Regions from separate parts of the Homo sapiens genome. Here region 2 is linked to region 1. The links are chromatin contacts, found by Hi-C in ENCODE. All regions are on one chromosome and are shown on one strand. Each heading gives the region's core, a stretch centred on a gene start or an enhancer-like site at or near the end of the contact. The rest is flanking DNA. Distances are from core to core; before and after follow the strand shown.

What was found. Hi-C counts contacts between places; a loop is a spot of excess contacts on that map. Pooled maps may share reads with other maps.
Region 2: a loop to region 1 is called in a pooled map, with 2.7 times the contacts of the local background. The contact joins two enhancer-like sites. A Hi-C loop is called at or near these places in 1 of 168 maps with a recorded cell type or tissue (CD4-positive, alpha-beta T cell), 8 of 37 single-sample maps with no recorded cell type and 2 of 50 pooled maps.

What each region holds. Positions count from the first base shown.
Region 1 is chr11:6,743,391-6,747,678 of GRCh38, forward strand. No RefSeq gene overlaps it. Among named protein-coding and RNA genes, the nearest start is that of OR2AG2, 26 kb to the right of the region's middle. RefSeq lists an enhancer at 3,099-3,288. Within about 2 kb of position 2,426, at least 11 of the 41 ENCODE cell types and tissues checked have a DNase peak (open chromatin) inside an H3K27ac peak, as active enhancers do.
Region 2 is chr11:7,531,421-7,535,708 of GRCh38, forward strand. All of the region lies in intron 1 of PPFIBP2 (PPFIB scaffold protein 2), which reads left to right. All of the region lies in intron 1 of LOC124902806 (leucine-rich repeat extensin-like protein 5), which reads right to left. Among named protein-coding and RNA genes, the nearest start is that of PPFIBP2, 20 kb to the left of the region's middle. Within about 2 kb of position 2,330, at least 4 of the 41 ENCODE cell types and tissues checked have a DNase peak (open chromatin) inside an H3K27ac peak, as active enhancers do.

The sequences.
Region 1 (4,288 bases), core at 1,176-3,675:
ACTACAGTGGCCACCCTTGTGTTTTTTTTTTTCTGATCCCCAAGGAAGAAGTGTCCCTAATCTCTGTGCAATACTAATTCCGTCCTTGAAATCCTGCTCCTACTTATCTCCCCTAGGGTCTTGCTTTCTATCTCTTGAGTCTAAGATATCTCCAGCATCTTACTTTCTTGGTTGCTTCACTCTGGACAAGAAAACATACTCGAGGCTTCCCATACTACTTAAATGCAAATTGGTTCCTGCCTATTCTATAAGTTTTTACTTTCTTTATATTTTCATTATTTCTAGATTTCTCAAAAAAGTATTTCAATTAGGCATATCTGGCTCAATAAATGTTTGTTGATGAAATGAATTGATGAATTCGTTCCACCTACTTCTCATCATTTAGTCTCACTTCATCTTTTTCTTAAAAAGTTCTCTATAAGCCTGATGCTCACATTCAAATTACCAAGTCAGATGTCTCTACAATATTTTCATCCTACTAATTCTAGGGACCTGTCTTTTTTGACTGCCTCTCCTTTCTTGTATCCATCATGAAAATATTCCTTTAAGTGAAACTGATCACACAAGTAACATGGATTAGAGATTTATCAAAGATAAGCTAAAAATCCCAGAATTTGTTTCACGCTTTTTTTTTTTTTGAGACGGAGTTTTGCTCTTTTGCCCAGGGTGGCATGATGTCGATCTTGGCTGCAACCTCTACCTTCTGGGTTCAAGCAATTTTCCTGCCTCAGTCTCCTGAGTAGCTGGGATTACAGGTTCCGCCACCACACCTGGCTAATTTTTGTATTTTTAGTGGAGACGGTGTTTTACCATGTTGGCCAGGCTGGTCTCAAACTCCTGACCTCAGGTGATCCACCCACCTCGGCCTCCCAAAGTGCTGGGATTACAGACGTGAGCCATCGTGCCCAGCCTTCATACATGTTTATTGAGGGCTTTCAGTGTGTTGAAAAAAGTTCTAGGTGCTGTGGGTTGACTGATGAATAGATTAGATCCCTACCCTTACAGAATTCACATTTTAATAGAGGAAGGATTATGAACTTGTAAATGTATGAATAAGTAGATAACATTTTCAGAGTTTTTTAAGTGCTAAGAAAGAAATAAGGAAGTAATGGGATTAAAGGTCACTTGAGACTACTTTAGATTTTGTGCTTAGAGCGTACCTCTTTGAGGAGATGTATCTCTGCTGTTAACTATGTGATGCTTTAGGCCCTTCTTGTCTTTTCTAGTTTCTACCAAATTTTAGTTTGCCTCAGACTCTGACACCTACCCTATATCTTACTATTCCTTTGGATTAGGAGTTGTTCTTTGGACTTGTTGGATTAACTATGTAGAAAGGTTTATTCAATTAAAAACTCATCCTAAATTCCTGGCTCTAGCCCTTTGGCCACATCTTCTTCTAGGAAAATTTTTGATAAAGGAAATCCACCCAGTTTTGATGGTGAAATGGTGAAGCAGGAAACTTTTATGTCGTGGAAGCTTCGTTTTCCTAGTTCTTCCCCCATAATTTTGCTTCCTGTTGAATACCCATTACATATTGGACATTAGTGTGCCCTATTTGCCTATTCTGTGAGAGTAGCCCTTGAATCTATTTTCTCACTCCTCTTGTGATCCATTTTCTACATTCCATCCTGAAAATCGTATTTAAATCATTTACTTCTTTGTTTACAAACTTTTGAAATCCTACATTCGTTTATGATACAATGAAAACTACGTGACCCTGGCCGTTAAGACCCCTCATAATGTGGCAGCAATTAACCTCTGTAATTCCTTTTTACAACCACTCTTTTCCCTTTTCCTACCATCTGGGTCACTCTCTTCCCTTAAATGCCACATCAGCCATCTTCCCTCCACCTCAAGGACCTCAAGATGTTTCTTGACTTTGCATATTTCACTATATGAACCCTTCCCTACTTTCTCTCCCTAGGATTTTACACTCCTGACCTAGTTCATGTTTCTCTTTATTTGTGAAGCTTCATTAATTTTCCAGGTCAAGTTAGCAACTCTCTTTTCTGTGTTTGCAATACTAGCTATTATTCAAATGAGTCAAATTAACAACATGAAACTTTTTTACTTGAGCCCTTTGTTCCTGGAAAACAGTTATGGTTAAAGAAATCCATCCACTTTTTTTGTGTTCTGAGAAAGGGATTATTACAAAAAACCACCCCTCCCCATATGACTTAGATAAGGCATATGTGTCTTTTTTTTTATGATAGGCCAGACACAGACTCTTTAAATTCTCATTCTCAGCTTCATAAAAGATTAGCTGAACTGTTTATCCTCACTGGACAGTAGAAACAAAGTGATTATTAACTTGACCGAATATCAGTTAAATTTCTCTTCCTCTTCCATGCTCGTGAGTTTTGATCTATCCTTCTTCTGACCCAGCATACAACCCTCCTAAGAATCAGCTGACCTTGGGTAAAACATTTCATGGTGATCTTCCTGTCCCCATACTGATATCTTTCTAGCTTTGTTGATCCTTCACCATAAAAGGAAATCTTTTTCTCTCTGGTCTTTGAGATGCTTGTAGCTCTTGTGGTTGGATGGTTTTCTCTATTGCAATACTCTCCTTCCTCTTGTTGCAATGATCCTTGTGAATAAAGTCTCTCTTTACCTAAAAATGTGTTTGTTTTTATTTGATAACAAAAGTTACCAAAATGTTTTTTGTCTGTTTCAATTATATACTCCTTCTTCTCCCAGATTTGTAGCTTTTTGGAACCAGTCTTTTTCCTTTTCCTACCATCTGGCTCACTCTCTTCCCTTAAATGCCACATATTGGACATTAGTATGCTCTATTAATGACAATGCCAAATCCACATTTGTATTCCCAGCATGTCTTAATCTCCCTGTGTCTGACTGCTCCCTATGTTTATTTACATCAATTTCTCTTTCTACTTTAGTTTCTGGGTCTGTTGCTGTATCTCTCTGTCTGCTCTATTTCCTCTGTTCTTTACCTACCTGTCCTGAGGCCAAGATCCTGTCTTCAGGTTGCTCCAGAGAGACGTGCATGGAGAGTAGGTTCCTTTTCTGGGGCTGGGGCTGCCGACGTACAGCTTCACCCCAGGCTTTGGCCCCTTATGTGAGACAGGAAACTGAGTTTATCCTCAGAGCAGTGCAAAACTTCCTGCTGTAAGGTTTTACTTTCGTATTTGTTTTTTGTTTCTAAATCTGCTGATTGAAAGGAAGCCTGTTTATGCTTTCTTGCGAACACCATGTTCATATGGGAACTGGACCATGTTTACATTGGGACCACCATGTCCTTACATGGCAGAAGAGCAAACAGGCAAAAGAGGGCTGAAATCACCCTTTTATAACAGCATTAATACTATCTATGAGGCAAGAACTCTCATGGCCCTCTCACCTCCCAAAAGCTCCATCTTCTAACACCCCCACAATAGGAACCAAATTTCAACATTAATTGAGAACAGACAAACACTCAAACCAGAGCTCCAGTCAAATCCTCGATGAGACCATGATCTCAGTCAACACTAGATTACAATCTGGTGACATCCTAAAGTAGAGAACATAGCTGTACTTTACCTGGACTTCTGGTTACAGAAACTACAAAATAATAAATGTGTGCCATTTCAAACCTCTAAGTTTGTGGTAATTTGTTATGCAGCAATAGAAAACTAAAATATGTCAGTTGATCATCTTAATGAGAAATGGTTTTGGTAATGGCCATTTTCAAGATAGGAAAAAGAAAAATAATCACAGGAGATAGATGACAAACCCAAGATCACACAGGTAGTAAGAAGCAGACAGAGAACTCTAAGTCTAGCTTTCTTCCCATGACACTATGTGGTCTAACAGAGAAGAAACCATGGTTGCCTCTGCAACTGCCCATCTAAACGAAAGCTCTCATTTTTCTTATCTCTGATGGACAGAGATGCCTGCAAAACAGCTCCCTTATTTGCCTTTCACCTCTGAGGATAATAGCCCTTTATACTGAATTAACATTTCATAGTTTCTTAATTAAATGGGGTGAATAGTGATTAGGCCCAGACGCACGATAAACTCAGAGCTTTACAGAAAAAAGAGGAAACACTCAATTTCAGTGATTCTTTTATCAAAATTCCCATCTGTTCCTGCCCTGACAGTGAGAAAAATGAAGCCCACTAAGGTAACATGTGACTTCTGTGTGTGAGCAATTTTTTTTGCAACATCTGAGGCTCTTTTTCTACATCCCTCCAGTGATTTAAATTTCTAAAACTCAAGTTCTTTATTAAACACAAGCACTAAGAGAGTAACAGTCATTTATTTGTTCTTTGCATTTTAAGAAGAAAGG
Region 2 (4,288 bases), core at 1,080-3,579, 790 kb after region 1:
CTGGCCTCACTAAATGGTCTCGGTCCAGAGGTGGGATTCGACTTAGAGCTGACTTACAAAGAATACAGATAAAGGAATATTGGGAACTGTGCTTACCTTGATGTGGTTTAAGGTCTGAGGATGTGAAGAAAGTCTCTCCTGGATTAAGAGGGAAGGGGAACACCAGTGGGTCAGGATAGAGGCCGACAGCCCTGGAGAGGAGGCTGCCTTCTTCCCATAACTTTCCCAGCTGCGTGTGTAGGATCAAATGGGGGTGTGTGTTAGTTTGCTTGGGCTGCCATAACAAAGTACTGGGGGGCTTACACAACAGAAATTTATTTTCTCACAATTATGGAGGCCAGAACTCTAAGATCAGGGTGTTGGCAGGGTTGGTTTCTTTTGGGGCCTCTCCTTGACTTTTATTTATTTTTTATTAATTTTTTTTTTCTTTTTGGAGATGGAGTCTCACTGTGTTGCCCATGCTGGAGCGCAGTGGCACGATCTTGGCTCACAGCATCCTCCACCTCCTGGGTTCAAGTGAATCTCCTGCTTCAACCTCCTGAGGAGCTGGGATTATAGGCATGTACTACCACACTTGGCTAGTTTTTGTGTGTGTGTTTTTAGTAGAGATGGGGTTTCACCATGTTGTCCAGGCTGGTCTTGAACTCTTGGCCTCAAGTGATCCACTCACCTCGGCCTCCCAAAGTGCTGGGATTATAGGCATTAGCCACCATGCCCAGCCTCTCCTTGACTTTTAGATGGCTGTCTTCTCCCTTTGTCTTCACATGGTCTTTCCTCTGTACCCATGTGTCCTAATCTGCTCTGCTTTTAAGTACACCACCTATTGGATTAGGGCCCACCCTAATTATCTCATTGGAATGTAATTACCTCTTTCAAGACCTTATTTCCAAATATAGTCACATTCTGAGGTACTGGGGGTTAGGACTTCAACATAAGAATTTTGAGGGTGTGGGTACAATTCAGCTCATAACAGGGTGTTTCCAAAATCCTCATTGAACAAGGCTCAGTGTCATGGTGAAGCATGGAGAGGCACTTACTACTGATCCTGCCAACCTTGGGACCAGGAGAGGATGGTGGACCCAGCTAGCTAGTGGAGGAAGCCTGACTGGCCTCGTCCAAAGGCTCAGCTCCAGGCCGAGCTGTTTACTTGTAGTCAGGCTCTCTGGCAGCAGTAGTTTCTGTGCAGTGTCTTCATCTGGCTCCCGTGTGGCCCTCGGAACTCCAGTGAACACAGAGCTGCTAATACCCTCCAGCCCAGGCCTTCGGGGGAAGCCTCCTTCTCCTCTGATGGAGGCAGAGGCCAGGCTGTTGTTGACAGTGCACACAGGCCTGTCTTTAAAGAAATTCTTTGGTCTTCTACTGACTTAACTTTTTTTATTGCAAGGGGAAAAGCATTGCATTGAATCAAAATTAAACTGTTCAACAAATGTTGAAATGAAGGCTCAAATTACAGAATACATTTTGATTAATTCAATTAGTGTTTACCTCCAGCCTGCCAAATTCTGGGGCCTATTCCTCAGCAGGCAGCCAGGGAGGCTCGTAGGAGGGAGTTGGCTATAGGCAAAAGTTACGCACGCTCCAGCTAATAGAGAAAACTTACCAATTCATATCTGTTTTTTTTTGTTGTTGTTGCTTAGCATTCTAAAATAATGGAATAGGGAGAAGTGCCTGGTTTTATTATCTATTAGGGGAAGTGACATCCTTTTTTCTCATTGGTCCTTCAGGAATACAATTGCATCCATCAGTTATGTCTCTCACTCATGCCAGGCCCAAGCGTAAGTTCCCCTTATGGTAGAGACGCTTTCACCTCTGAATATCTGGCTGTAAGAGAGAAGGGACCCCAGGTGTGGAGAAAGTTCGATGAGAGAGGCTGTCATGGATAGCCCCCAATCCTTCTTTCAGAGTGCTGGCCAAGGTTACATGCCCAGCCTCCCTTCACTTTCCACTCAGGTACACAAACACTTAACATTTTGTGTCAACAAACATTTACTGAAGGTCCTGTGCCAGGTTCTTTGCTGGGCTCTGAGGATAGAAAGGTGAATGGAGCATACTCCTTGCTCTCTAGCAGTTAATCTAGACAGGGAGGCAGACACATTGAGAAATAATACAAATTATTATCATCTTCATAAATAATATAGACAGCTCTGACGATAAAGGTGTGTACCAGATATGACAGGAGCAGAGCTGAGGCATCCAGCACCTTCAGGGATGAGGGGTAATGGTGTTAGGAAAGGTTTTCTGGCAGTGGTCATTTGGATAAGGCCTTAGCATGGGTGGGATTTGAAAGTAGAGATGGAGAAAAGCACCCACGTAGAGGAAGTACAGAAAATGGGGTATTTCTGTATGCGAGGGTAGGACGTGGTCCAGTGAAGCTGGAACTCAGAGTGGTGAGGACTATAGCGGGGAAGGTTAACTGTATTAGAGGACTTTGGCAGAGCTGCAAAATGCAGCTTCTCTCCTGAAAGCACTGTGAAGCCGAGGAATGTTTGAGAGCAGAGGAGCATGTCATGAGCTCCATGGAACATGTCTTGCCTGCACAGGGAAAGAAAGACAGATTGCAGGGAAGTTGGCTAGAGGTAGAAAGCCCAGAGGAAGCAGCTTTTGCAATCTGGCTGAGAGATGATGAGGTTCTAAACTGTGGTGAGGTGAGAGGTAAGGAGAGTTTGGTGGAATGTTAGGACCTATTCAGGGAGTTTGAATGGCACTGTAGAAAGAGCACCAAATGAGTCATCAGGAACTTAGGTTCAAATCTCAGTTCTGCTGGAAGGGAAAGTAGAATTCTCTGCCCCCTGCCCTGAAAAGTCCACATCCCCAGGTGGTGGTTTGGTTTTTTGTGTTAGCCTGTTACTATAAAAAGAATTCAAATGTACACAGAAATAGAAATAGTAAAATGCATCCTCTTACCCATCATTTAGCTTAACCTCTTGCTTGTATTATTTTTTAGGGGGGCAATTTTTGAGATGAAGCTTTTTGGAAATATTCACTTTGAGGTTGCATTTGAAGCATTTCTCTGAATCTGTTTATGATCTGGTTGAGGCAATGAAATAATTTCACGTCCATTTGTTCCTCCCTGGAGGTAAATTGTGTGTATGCATGTGTGTTCTTTGCTGTAAGAAGGAAAATGAGGGTAGCTTCCCTTGAAGGGTAAGTTCTGGGGCTGAGGAGGCACATTGCCAACCGGGTCCTGTCAGGGGCATGAGGCTCTCTGTCTGCTGTGGGGGCAGGTGTGGTGTGGACAGGGGAGAGAATGGAGGTAAGGACTACCACAGGTCAGACACCCTTATCCATTCACTGGGAGGGGCTTGTTGCCCAGAGCTTAATTCACACTGACCAACCTGACAAGGCTGGTCCATAAGCCAGACACCAATTTAATTTACTCTGGCAGGCATTGTGCAGTGGCCACAACGCAAATGCCTGCTTTCCCAGACCGCCTTCCTGGCCTTACCCCACCTGGCAAAATGAATTACAGCATCATCCGCAGGTTGCTGGGGAGCCATGCTCTCAAATAGAAGGCACCATGTGCATTGCAGGTGCATCACTACAGGCCCTGATGGGACCTCATAGGCTCTTTCTGGTGCAGGCCACTTCCTTTGCCAAGGTGGCTCTAGGGAGAGGGGAGGATGGGCTGAGCTGCACATGCTCAGTTCCTTCTTTCATTTCCACCATCAGATACTGAGCTGTTTCCCAGGGGAGGAAATCCTGGAAAGAGAGGAAGTTAGTATCCTCCCATTGGGTCTTGCCCATGACAACATGAAGCAGAAACTAAATGGAGGTGGGAGCCCATGTCTCAGCCAAGATTCATTTCAACAGGCAGGGGTGGGGATGCTGTCATAGAGAAAACTTGCCTGAGCATTGAAAAATTAGTTTTGATGGACAGAGATTGGGGAAGGGGCCTTTAGTTGAGGAAACAGCATGACAAAGGCACAGTGGCATAAGGATGCTCTCTTGCGGCTGGGGTATCAGGAACCCAGGAGCAGGTCAGGCTCAGTGAGGAAGTGCGTCCAGCGTAGTGGTTAGGAACATAACCTTGGAGTTGGACTGCCTGAATTCAAATCTTATCTTTACTGCTTCCTGGATGTGTGATTTGACCAAGTCACTTAACCTCTCCAAGCTTCAGTTTCCTTATCTGTAGAATCGGGATAATAATAGTTATAAATATTGAGATATGAGATAAACATAAGAACTTAGCTCAGTGTAGAAGTGAGTGTTTAATAAATGGCAGCCATTATAACTACCATCATGAGAACAGGACATTTTCGGGCCGGCTCCAATTTGGATGCCAGCTCAT